Regions from separate parts of the Homo sapiens genome. Here region 2 is linked to region 1. A link is an interaction called in ENCODE POLR2A ChIA-PET data of the cell type or tissue named here. Cell type or tissue: Panc1. All regions are shown on one strand.

The links. ChIA-PET counts read pairs that join two places held together with the same protein. Peaks named below come from ENCODE experiments on the same cell type or tissue, not always from the same donor. Only the 100,000 strongest peaks of a DNase experiment are listed, where the experiment ranks them.
Region 2: POLR2A ChIA-PET joins it to region 1 with 18 read pairs; 2 of 35 experiments call an interaction of 5 or more read pairs at or near these places.

What each region holds. Positions count from the first base shown.
Region 1 is chr9:36,475,082-36,480,081 of GRCh38, reverse strand. It overlaps a transcript of RNF38 not described here. Among named protein-coding and RNA genes, the nearest start is that of RNF38, 77 kb to the right of the region's middle. In Panc1, no CTCF peak of the experiment used is centred here; no DNase peak of the experiment used is centred here.
Region 2 is chr9:36,298,549-36,303,548 of GRCh38, reverse strand. It overlaps LOC102724322 (a long non-coding RNA gene), which reads right to left. Exons shown (of 5, transcript XR_001746660.2): 3 at 4,646-4,810. It also overlaps the pseudogene HMGB3P24. Among named protein-coding and RNA genes, the nearest start is that of GNE, 43 kb to the right of the region's middle. In Panc1, no CTCF peak of the experiment used is centred here; no DNase peak of the experiment used is centred here; H3K27ac peaks cover 2,798 bases.

The DNA.
Region 1 (5,000 bases):
ACTTGAACCTGGGAGGTGTAGCTTGCAGTAAGCCGAAATCACGCCACTGCACTCCAGCCTGGGCGACAGAGTGAGACTCCATCTCAAAAAAATAAAAAAATAAAAATTCACATTTACAGATAGAGAAAAGTTGGAACTCATACTTAAAGAGACAGGGTCTTGCTATGTTGCCCATGGTGGTCTTGAACTCCTGAGCTCAAGTAATCCTCCTGCCTTGACTTCCCTAAGTGCTAGGATTACTACAGGAATGAGCCACTATGCCCGGCTGGGACTCATAATTAATAAAAAGTATTTTTCATTTGGCTTTTGTGCTATCTTATTAAAACTTTTTTTTTTATAGATTTGTCTTCCTATGTAGATTTTTATTGCCACCTCAATACATCTTTGAGCATCTACTGAGTGCCAGTAATGCCAATACCAACCACTGGTTAATTAGGATGATAGCTTTTGTTGTCAAAACTTCCTCACTTAAGGTCTTGAGAATCGCATAGAGGGGTGCAATTCAAGACAGTTATTGCTTGCTTTTCTCCCAAATTTCTTGCTTCCTTCTGCTCCCTGGTCTTCTGGGCATGGTGATTGTGCCCATCTGCCAAGATAAGCCCTGCTTCTCTCCACCCCCACATGGGAGGAGATGCAGAAGCTCAACAGAACCCTGGCTGGTCATTACAAGTAAATTCCCACAAACGATATTGAACTAGAACTGAGGGCCACCATAGTGGCTCCAGTTCCTCTTCCTCTGTTGCTACCACCCACTCTTTTCTGTGGAGCCTGGAGGGCACCCTCCCTCCACCATTATACAAAGAAGCTTTGTGCTCTGAGGATGTTCTAAAGGCGGGATTGCTGTAATTATAATTCCCTAGGCACAACCAAGTAGTGGGGGCAGGCGGGGTAAAGATGGTATCCAAGTACTTGTTGGTAGGGAGAAGTCAGGCAGGGATTAAAAATCATCTGGAGACAGTACCAAAAGTGGATAATGGAGCGTTGTTGTTAATAGTGACAGGAACGTGTTTAAGTGAATACATTTCAGAGTTTTAAATTATAATACTTGCAGCTTTAAAAAAGGACAAGACTGAGCTTGGAACCTTTCTCTTTAAGTCTGAAATTGTAACTTAAAAGTACTTTAGAGGAAAATATATAGAAATCTGGGTCTACTTTGCCTTATGTTTGTGTTACCAGAATGATTGATTGCCCACAAAAGCCGAATACATAACTTGCTTACTCTCCCAGGGATGCGCCCACTAATCTTTTTTTTTTTTTTTTTTTTGAGACAGCGTTTCACTCTTGTTGCCCAGGCTGGAGTGCAGTGGCGCCATCTCGGCTCACCGCAACCTCCGCCTTCTGGGTTCAAGCCATTCTCCTGCCTTAGCCTCCCGAGTAGCTGGAATTACAGGCATGAGCCACCACGCCTGGCTAATTTTGTATTTTTAGTAGCGACGGGGTTTCTTCATGTTGGTCAGGCTGGTCTCGAACTCCTGACCTCAGATGATCTACCCTCCTCGGCCTCCCAGAGTGCTGGGATTACAAGTATGAGCCACCGTGCCCGGCCAATCTTTTTTTTTTTTTTTTTAAATACTTACATTTTTGCGAAGTGATTTCTCCCTATTGCTACCAGAAAAAAAATCAGTTTATCTGGGGATGTATGCTTAATAAACGCTCTCTTTTTTTTTTTTTTTTTTTTGAGACGGAGTCTCGCTCTCTCCCCCAGGCTGGAGTGCAGTGGCGTGATCTCGGCTCACTGCAAGCTCCGCCTCCCAGGTTCACGCCATTCTCCTGCCTCAGCCTCCCGAGTAGCTGGGACTACAGATGCCCGCTACCACGCCCGGGTAATTTTTTGTATTTTTAGTAGAGATGGGGTTTCACCATGTTAGCCAGAATGGTCTCAGCCTCCCAAAGTGCTGGGATTACAGGCGTGAGCTACCACGCCTGGTAATAAACACTTATATCAACCATTCTACGTCATGATGTGCTTCTAAGAAGTCTTGTTGGCAATCTTTTAGTGAAAATTTTCTTCTTAATATGTTAATTATTACTGTATTACTTGGTATCTCAAACTGCTGTTTTCTGTTTGTTTGTTTTTTGTTTTTTGAGACAAGGTCTTGCTTTGTTGCCCACTCTGGAGTGCAGTGGCAGTGGTAATCATAGCTCACTGCAGCTTCCATCTCCCAGGCTCAAGCAGTCCTTCCACCTCAGCCTCCTGAGTAGCTGGGACAATGAGTGTGACAACTACGCTATCCTTTTTTCTTTCTTTTTTTTTTTTTTTGAGACAGAGTCTCCCTCTGTCGCCCAGGCTGGAGTGCGGTGGTGCGATCTCAGCTCACTGCAAGCTCCACCTCCCAGGTTCACGCCATTCTCCTGCCTCAGCCTCCCTGTAGCTGGGACTACAGGCGCCCCCCACCACGCCCGGCTAATTTTTTGTATTTTTTAGTAGGGATGGGGGTTTCACCATGTTAGCCAGGTTGGTCTCGATCTCCTGACCTCGTGATCCGCCTGCCTCAGCCTCCCAAAGTGTTGGGATTACAGGTGTGAGCCACAGTACCCGGCCAACTACACTAACCTTTTAAACTTTTTTGTGACATGGAGGTTTCACAATGTTGCCTAGGCTGGTCTCGAACTCCTGGGCTCAAGTGATCCTCCCACCTTGGCCTCCTAAAGTGCTGGGATTATAGGCATGAGTGACCATGCCCAGCCTGTTTTGTTGTTGTATTTTGTAAGAAATGCACCAAAGAGTTGATTGCAAGGTAATCTTTTTTTTTTTTTTTCCAGACGAGTCTTGCTCTGTCACCCAGGCTGGAGTGCAGTGGTGTGATCTTGGCTCACTGCAACCTCTGCCTCCCAGGTTCAAGCAGTTCTCTGCCTCAGCCTCCCGAGTGGCTGGAATTACAGGCGCCCACCACCACGCCCGGCTAATTTTTTTGTATTTTTAGTAGAGATGGGGTTTCACCATCTTGACCAGGCTGGTCTTGAACTCCTGACCTTGTGATCCACCTGCCTCAGCCCCCCAAAGTGCTGGGATTACAGGCGTGATCCATCGCGCCTGGCCAATAATCTTTAGACTTTAAGACTGTAAACTTCAGGAGTCCATTCTCAGGATAAGGGTGGCCCTTTTTGTTGCTGTAATTAGCATTTACGTCTATGGTGTACAGGTAGATAGTGTGTACTCCATGGAAACCTATGGCTACTGTAAGCTGTCCTTTCCTCTAATTACTTGGAGTCAAGTTAGGAGTTAGACCTTTATTCTTACCCGCCAGCATAATTTTGTCCTGGATTAGGAAACAGCTATAATCCCAGGACTTTGGGAGGCCAGAGTGGGTGGATCACCTGAGGTCAGGAGTTCGAGACCAGCCTGGCCAACATGGTGAAATCCGGTTTCTACTAAAAATACAAAAAAAAGTTAGCCGGGCATGGTGGTGGGCGCCTGTAATCCCAGCTACTTGGGAGGCTGAGGCAGGAGAATCACTGGAACCCAGGAGGCGGAGGTTGCAGTGAGCCAAGACCATGCCATCGCGCTCCAGCCTGGGCAACAAGAGCTAAACTCCATCTCAAAAAAAAAAAAAAAAAAAAAGATTGCCCGATAGTCCATTAAAAAGATATTGCCCAAATAATCCTTTGAAAAGGCTGTACCAATTTGACAGCTACATTTTATGAGACTTTAATAAAATACACAAGGTTTGGCTGGGTGGGGTGGCTCATGCCTATAATCCTAGCACTTTGGGAGGCTGAGGCGGGCGGATCACCTGAGGTCAGTTCAAGACCAGCTTGGCCAAGGGGAAACCCCGTCTCTACTAAAATACAAAAATTAGCCAGGCATGATGGCGGGTGCCTGTAATCCTAGTTATGGGGGAGACGGGAGACTCATTTGAACCCGGGAGACCATGGTTGCAGTGAGTCGAGATCACGCCACTGCACTCTAGCCTGGGTGGCTGAGCGAGACTCAGTCTCAAAAACAAAACAAAAACCTGTTTTAGTTAAGTATGTTGATTAGCAATGACTTATTTTAGCTTAATTGTAAACTATTATCTAGGTTATTTGCCTCATTTATAATTTATATTTCTTTCTTTTTTTTTTTTTTTTTGGAAACAGAGTCCCGCTCTGTCACCCAGGCTGGAGTACAGTGGCATTATCTCGGCCTACTGCAACTTCCACCTCCTGGGTTCAAGCAATTGTCCTGCTTCAGCCTCCAGAGTAGCTGGGACTACAGCCACCATGCCTAGCTAATTTTTGTATTTTTAGTAGAGATGGGCTTTCCCCATATTGGCCAGGTTGGTCTCGAACTCCTGACCGTGTGATCCGCCTGCCTCGGCCTCCCAAAGTGCTGGGATTACAGGCGTGAGCCACCGCACCCGGCTAGTTTATATTTCTTTAGGGAATTAACCCCTGTCTCTATTTTACTGCTCTCTGTTGGCCACTAAAAAATAATGATTTGAGGCCGGTCATGGTGGCTCACGCCTGTAATCCCGGCACTTTGGGAGGCCAAGGTGGCGGATCATCTGAGGTCAGGAGTTCGAGACCAGCCTGGCCAACATGGTGAAAACCTGCCTCTACTAAAAATACAAAAACTTAGCCAGGTGTGGTGGTGGGCGCCTGTAATCCCAGCTCCTTGGGAGGCTGAGGCAGGAGAATTGCTTGAACCCAGGAGATGGAGGTTGCAGGAGCTGAGATGATGCCACTCCACTCCAGCCTGGGTGACAGAGGGAGACTCTGTCTTACACACACACAAAAAGATAATGATTAATAATTACTAATATTAATAATAATTTGGTAAACATTTGTTGAATGCTTACTATGTACTAGACACAGTGAGGATTTCAGAGATAATTCAGATATGCATCAGTTCAATGATAGATCATGACAGTGTTAGCAGAACAAATGCATTTTTGGGATTGCAAAAACATCACAATTGCATTAATAGTAATAAGATTTTTTTTTTTTTTTTTTTGAGGCAGAGTCTCACTCTATTGCCCAGGCTGGAGTGAAATGGTGCTCTCTCTGCTCACTGCAAC
Region 2 (5,000 bases), 180 kb after region 1:
GGAGAAGGACGAGGAGGATGAACAAAGAAACTGTTTATCTGTCTCCTTGTGAATACATAGAGTAGGGGAGCGCCGTAACTGACACATCTCTTATTTAATGTCTGTTGCCCTCATTAGGTTTAATTACAAAATTTGATCACGATCGTATTGTAGTCTCTCAAAGTGCTCTAGAAATTGTCAGTGGTTTACATGAAGTGGCCATGGGTGTCTGGAGCACCCTGAAACTGCACCAAAGTTGTACATATTTCCAAACATTTTTAAAATGAAAAGGCACTCTCGTGTTCTCCTCACTCTGTGCACTTTGCCGTTGGTGTGACAAGGCATTTAAAGATGTTTCTGGCGTTTTCTTTTTATTTGTAAGGTGGTGTTAACTATATGGTTATTGGCTAGAAATCCTGAGTTATCAACTGTATATCTCTATAGTTTGTAAAAAGAACAAAACAACCGAGACAAACTCTTGATGCTCCTTGCTCGGCGTTGAGGCTGTGGGGAAGATGCCTTTTGGAGGGGCTGTAGCTCAGGGCGTGCACTGTGAGGCTAGACCTGTTGACTATGCAGTGGGCATCCATTTAGCTTTAGGTCGTCTTGTTTCTGTATATAGTGACATAGCATTCTGCTGCCTTCTTAGTTGTGGACAAAGCGGGGTCAGCTGGCATGAGAAGTTTTTTTTTTTTTTTTTTTTGAGTAAAGTGGGGTAGTTTTTAAACAAGCTGTAGAACTCTTCATTGTCAGCAAAGTGAAGAGCCACTGCATCAATGAAAGTTCAAGAACCTCCTGTACTTAAACACGATTTGCAACATTTTTTTTTGTATGTTTAGAATGCTGAAATGTTTTTGAAGTTAAATAAACAGTATTACATTTAAAAAAAAAATAGCCAGGCATGGTGGTGGGTGTCTATAATCCCAGCTACTCGGGAGGCTGAGGTGGGAGGATTGCTTGAGCCCAGGAAATCGAGGCTGTAGTGAGCCAAGATCATGCCACTGTACTGCAGCCTGGGTGATAGAATGAGACTCTGTCTCAAAAACAAGCAAGCAAACAAACAAAAACTCTGAAAGAAGCACTAGCAAAGAATTATGAGAGCATCTGAAAGGAATAATAATAACTCTTTTTTTTTTTTTTTGAGACAGAGTTTCGCTGTTGTTGCCCAGGCTGGAGTTGCAATGGCGCGATCTTGGCTCGCCACAACCTCCGCCTCCCGGGTTCAAGCGATTCTCCTGCCTCAGCCTCCCGAGTAGCTGGGATTACAGGCATGTGCCACCACTCCTGGTCAATTTTTTGTATTTTTAGTAGAGACAGGGTTTCTCCATGTTGGCCAGGCTGGTCTTGAACTCCCAACCTCAGGTAATCCACCCGCCTAGGCCTCCCAAAGTTCTGGGATTACAGGCGTGAGCCACCATGCCTGGCCACAATAATAACTAACTTTTATTGGGCACTCACTATGTTTTAGGCATCTTCTAAATGCTTTACATGTATTAATTTATTTAATCGTCACAAAAACCCTATGATGTGAGTGGGTAGCACTCTTTTTAGAAAACTCAGGCACAGAGTGGTTTAATATTGAAGAGGGGGAAAAATAACTTTTTTTTCTGCCCTTCATAGTTCTTAGACAGGATGGACCTCTGTAACACAGGACACATAACAAGAGAAAAACAGGCCGGGCACAGTGGCTCACACCTGTAATCCCAGTACTTTGGGAGGCCTAGGCGGGAGGATTGCTTGAGCTCAGAAGTTTGAGACCAGCCTTGGCAACATGGCTGAGATGCTGCTGTCTCTACAAAAAATACAAAATAAAATTAACTGGGCAGTGGCAGGTGACTTAGTCTTAGCTACTTGGGAGGCTGAGGTAACAGGATCACCTGAGCCCAGGAGGTTGAGGCTGCAGTGAGCTGAGATTGTGACACTACACTCCAGCCTGGGCAACAGAGCAAGATCCTGTCTCGAAACAAAACAAAACTCCAGAAGTTTAACAACATGTATACCTCCTATGTATCCATAGGAGATAAACAGAGAAAGAAGTAAACCTCAAAGAGGTGGCTTTGAATTCAGGGTTCAATACTATCATTTGCTGGACAGAGAAAGAAGGCTGTGGAGAAGGCTGATAATGAGGGAGCCGCCAGGAAAAGCAGAGTAAACAAGACTGAGGTTTGCTGCACAGATTTAAGCCAGAGCCATCTCTACTGATGAGTTCCTAGTGATTTAGAATCATCCTGCTTTTCCTGGTACAGAAAGGAAGACAACCCTTACAAATGGAGACTTCCGATCAAGCGTGGTGGCTCATGCCTGTAATCCCAGCAATTTGGGAGGCCAAGGCGGGTGGATCACCTGAGGTCACTAGTTCGAGACCAGCCTGGTCAACATGGTAAAACCCCATTTCTGCTAAAAACACATAAATTAGCTGGGTGTGGTGTCACGCACCTATAGTCCCAGCTACTTGGGAGGCCGAGGCAGGAGATTGCTTGAACCCGGGAGGCGGAGATTGCCATGAGCTGAGATCACGCCACTGCACTCCAGCCTGGTGACAGAGAAAGACTCTGTCTCAAAAAAAAAACAAAACAAAAAAACAAAAACAAATGGAGACTTCCTTTATGGATTAAATTTCCCTTACAAAAGGGTAATTTCTACTGTTTTCAGAGCTTCTCCTGTATCTGTAGCTTCTCAAAATCATCAGCTCAAAATAGTCCTTACGCTAAGGAGGCATATTTTGTGCTGGCATATGCTGGTCTCCTACAATAACTTGCCAAAGATCACAAAACTAATAAGCGAATTCGGGCTCCATGCCTGTGTCCTGCGTCATCTCACTGCAGATCTTTACAGGACAAGGCAAGTCACTTGGTAACTTCTAATTAGAGGGATCAAGGAAGACTTCATGGAAGAGGCAGCATTTGAATGAAGCCCTGAAAGTAAAGTAAAAGAGCATTCCAAGTTGGGAGCGTAGATACAGAGATGCAAAAAGAAATGTTTGGGGGTAAGCATTTGGCCTGGCACAAGAAGGTGGAAGATATTGAGGGGGAGCTTGGACTCTCTGCTAAGTGTCTACACACTATTGTGAAGGTATTGAGAAGTCAAAGATTTTTTCTGAGCCGTTTTTTCTAGCCCTTTAATACAAAATAGCTAACACCTACGCCAGGCATGGTGGCTCAAGCCTGTAACCCCAGCACTTTCAGAGACCAAGGCTGGAGGATTGTTTGAAGCCAGGAGTTCAAGACCACCCTTGCCAACATAATGAGACCCCCATCTGTATATATATAAAAAAATCAGGGCCGGGTGTGGTGCTCGCACCTGTAATCCCAGCACTTTGGGAGGCCAAGGAGGGCGAATCACAAGGTCAGGAGTTCGAGACCAGCCTGCCTAATATGGCGATACCCCGTCTCTACTAAAAATACAAAAATTAGCCGGGCGTGGTGGCAGGCGCCTGTAGTCCCAGCTACTCGGGAGGCCGAGGCAGGAGAATCGCTTGAACCCGGGAGGCAGAGGTTGTAGTGAGCCAAGATCGCACCACTGCACTCCAGCCTGGTGACAGAGCGAGACTCCGTCTAAAAAAAAAAAAAAAAAAAAACTAACGTCTAATATGGGGTGGTGGTAGAGGAGAAAAATTTCTGATATCTATTCTAGAAGTGCAACTTCATTGAAAACACAAGACATAAGAACACTCAAAAAAATGATAGACAAGGTTAAAAATGTGATACAAGAGATGTTTCAAGGTTGTGCATGGCCAGGCGCGGTGGCTCACACCTGTAATCCCAGCACTTTGGGAGGCCGAGGCAGGTGGATCACGAGGTCAGGGGTTTGAGACCAGCCTGACCAACATGGTGAAACCCCGTCTCTACTAAAAATACAAAAATTAGCTGGGCATGGTGGCGGGTGCCTATAATCCCAGCTACTCAGGAGGCTGAGGCAGGAGAATTGCTTGAACCCAGGAGGCGGAGGTTGCAGTGAGCCGAGATTGTGCCACTGTACTCCAGCCTGGGCGACAGAGCGAGACTCTGTCTCAAAAAAAAAAAAAAAAAAAAAAAGGTTGTATGTGATTGTTTAACAAACCACATGGTTTTGTAAATTTAAGGTTATATTAATTGTTTCTTTGGTTTGAATAGAGGGTTTGCAAGTAGAAGAAGAGTCTGGAAAAGGCTTTGGGCAGTTGAGACAGGTTTTGGAAGGAAGCTGCTATGGTTTGAGAATGTGTTCTCCAAAACTCATGTGTTGGAAACTTAATCCCCAATGCAACAGTGTTAGGAGGTGGGGCCTAATAAGGTGATTAGGTCATAAGCGTTCTGCTCTCCTGATGGATTAATGTCATTTTTGAGGGAGTGGGTTAGTTATCTCTAGAGTGGGCTGTTTTAAAAGTGAGTTTGGCCTCCTTTTGCTCACTTGCCCTCGCTCTCTCTTGCTCTTTTGGCTTCTGCCATGGGATGTCTCAGCAAGAAGGCCCTTGTCAGATGCTGGCACTTTGATATTGAACTTCCAGACTCCAGAACTGTGAGAAATAAATTGATTTTCTTCATAAATTTCCCAGTCTGTGGTATCGTGTTATAGCAACACAGAACAGATTAAGACAGAGGCCATAAATAATGGACGGCAAGCCCTATTGCCAAATGTGGGAATAAAACGGTTAATGCTGAAACTGACTGCCCAAGAACCCTCTCCTTACCTTCATAACGCCCCAGGGAGAGGAGAATCCCAGTAATGAGTGACTGGAAATAATAAACTGGCTCTGACAGGAGCCTAGGTGTCCAGATGTAGGCAGCTCCAGGCTGACTTTGTGGTTCCACAATCCAGAGTGAGAAAATTCCAAGGCTTCCTCCTAGACCACATCCTAAATGCGTAAGAATTGCCAGAGAAAATTATCCAAGATATGGAAATGGGCAAAGGAGATTACCAGGTTTCCTTTCAATGGAATTGTTATTACTGCCTATTGGAATTTCTGGAATTTTTGGATTTTATAGGGTTGTGCAATTTAACTGATTTCTTATTGACTAGGTTATTTTATAATTTTGTAGGAAATG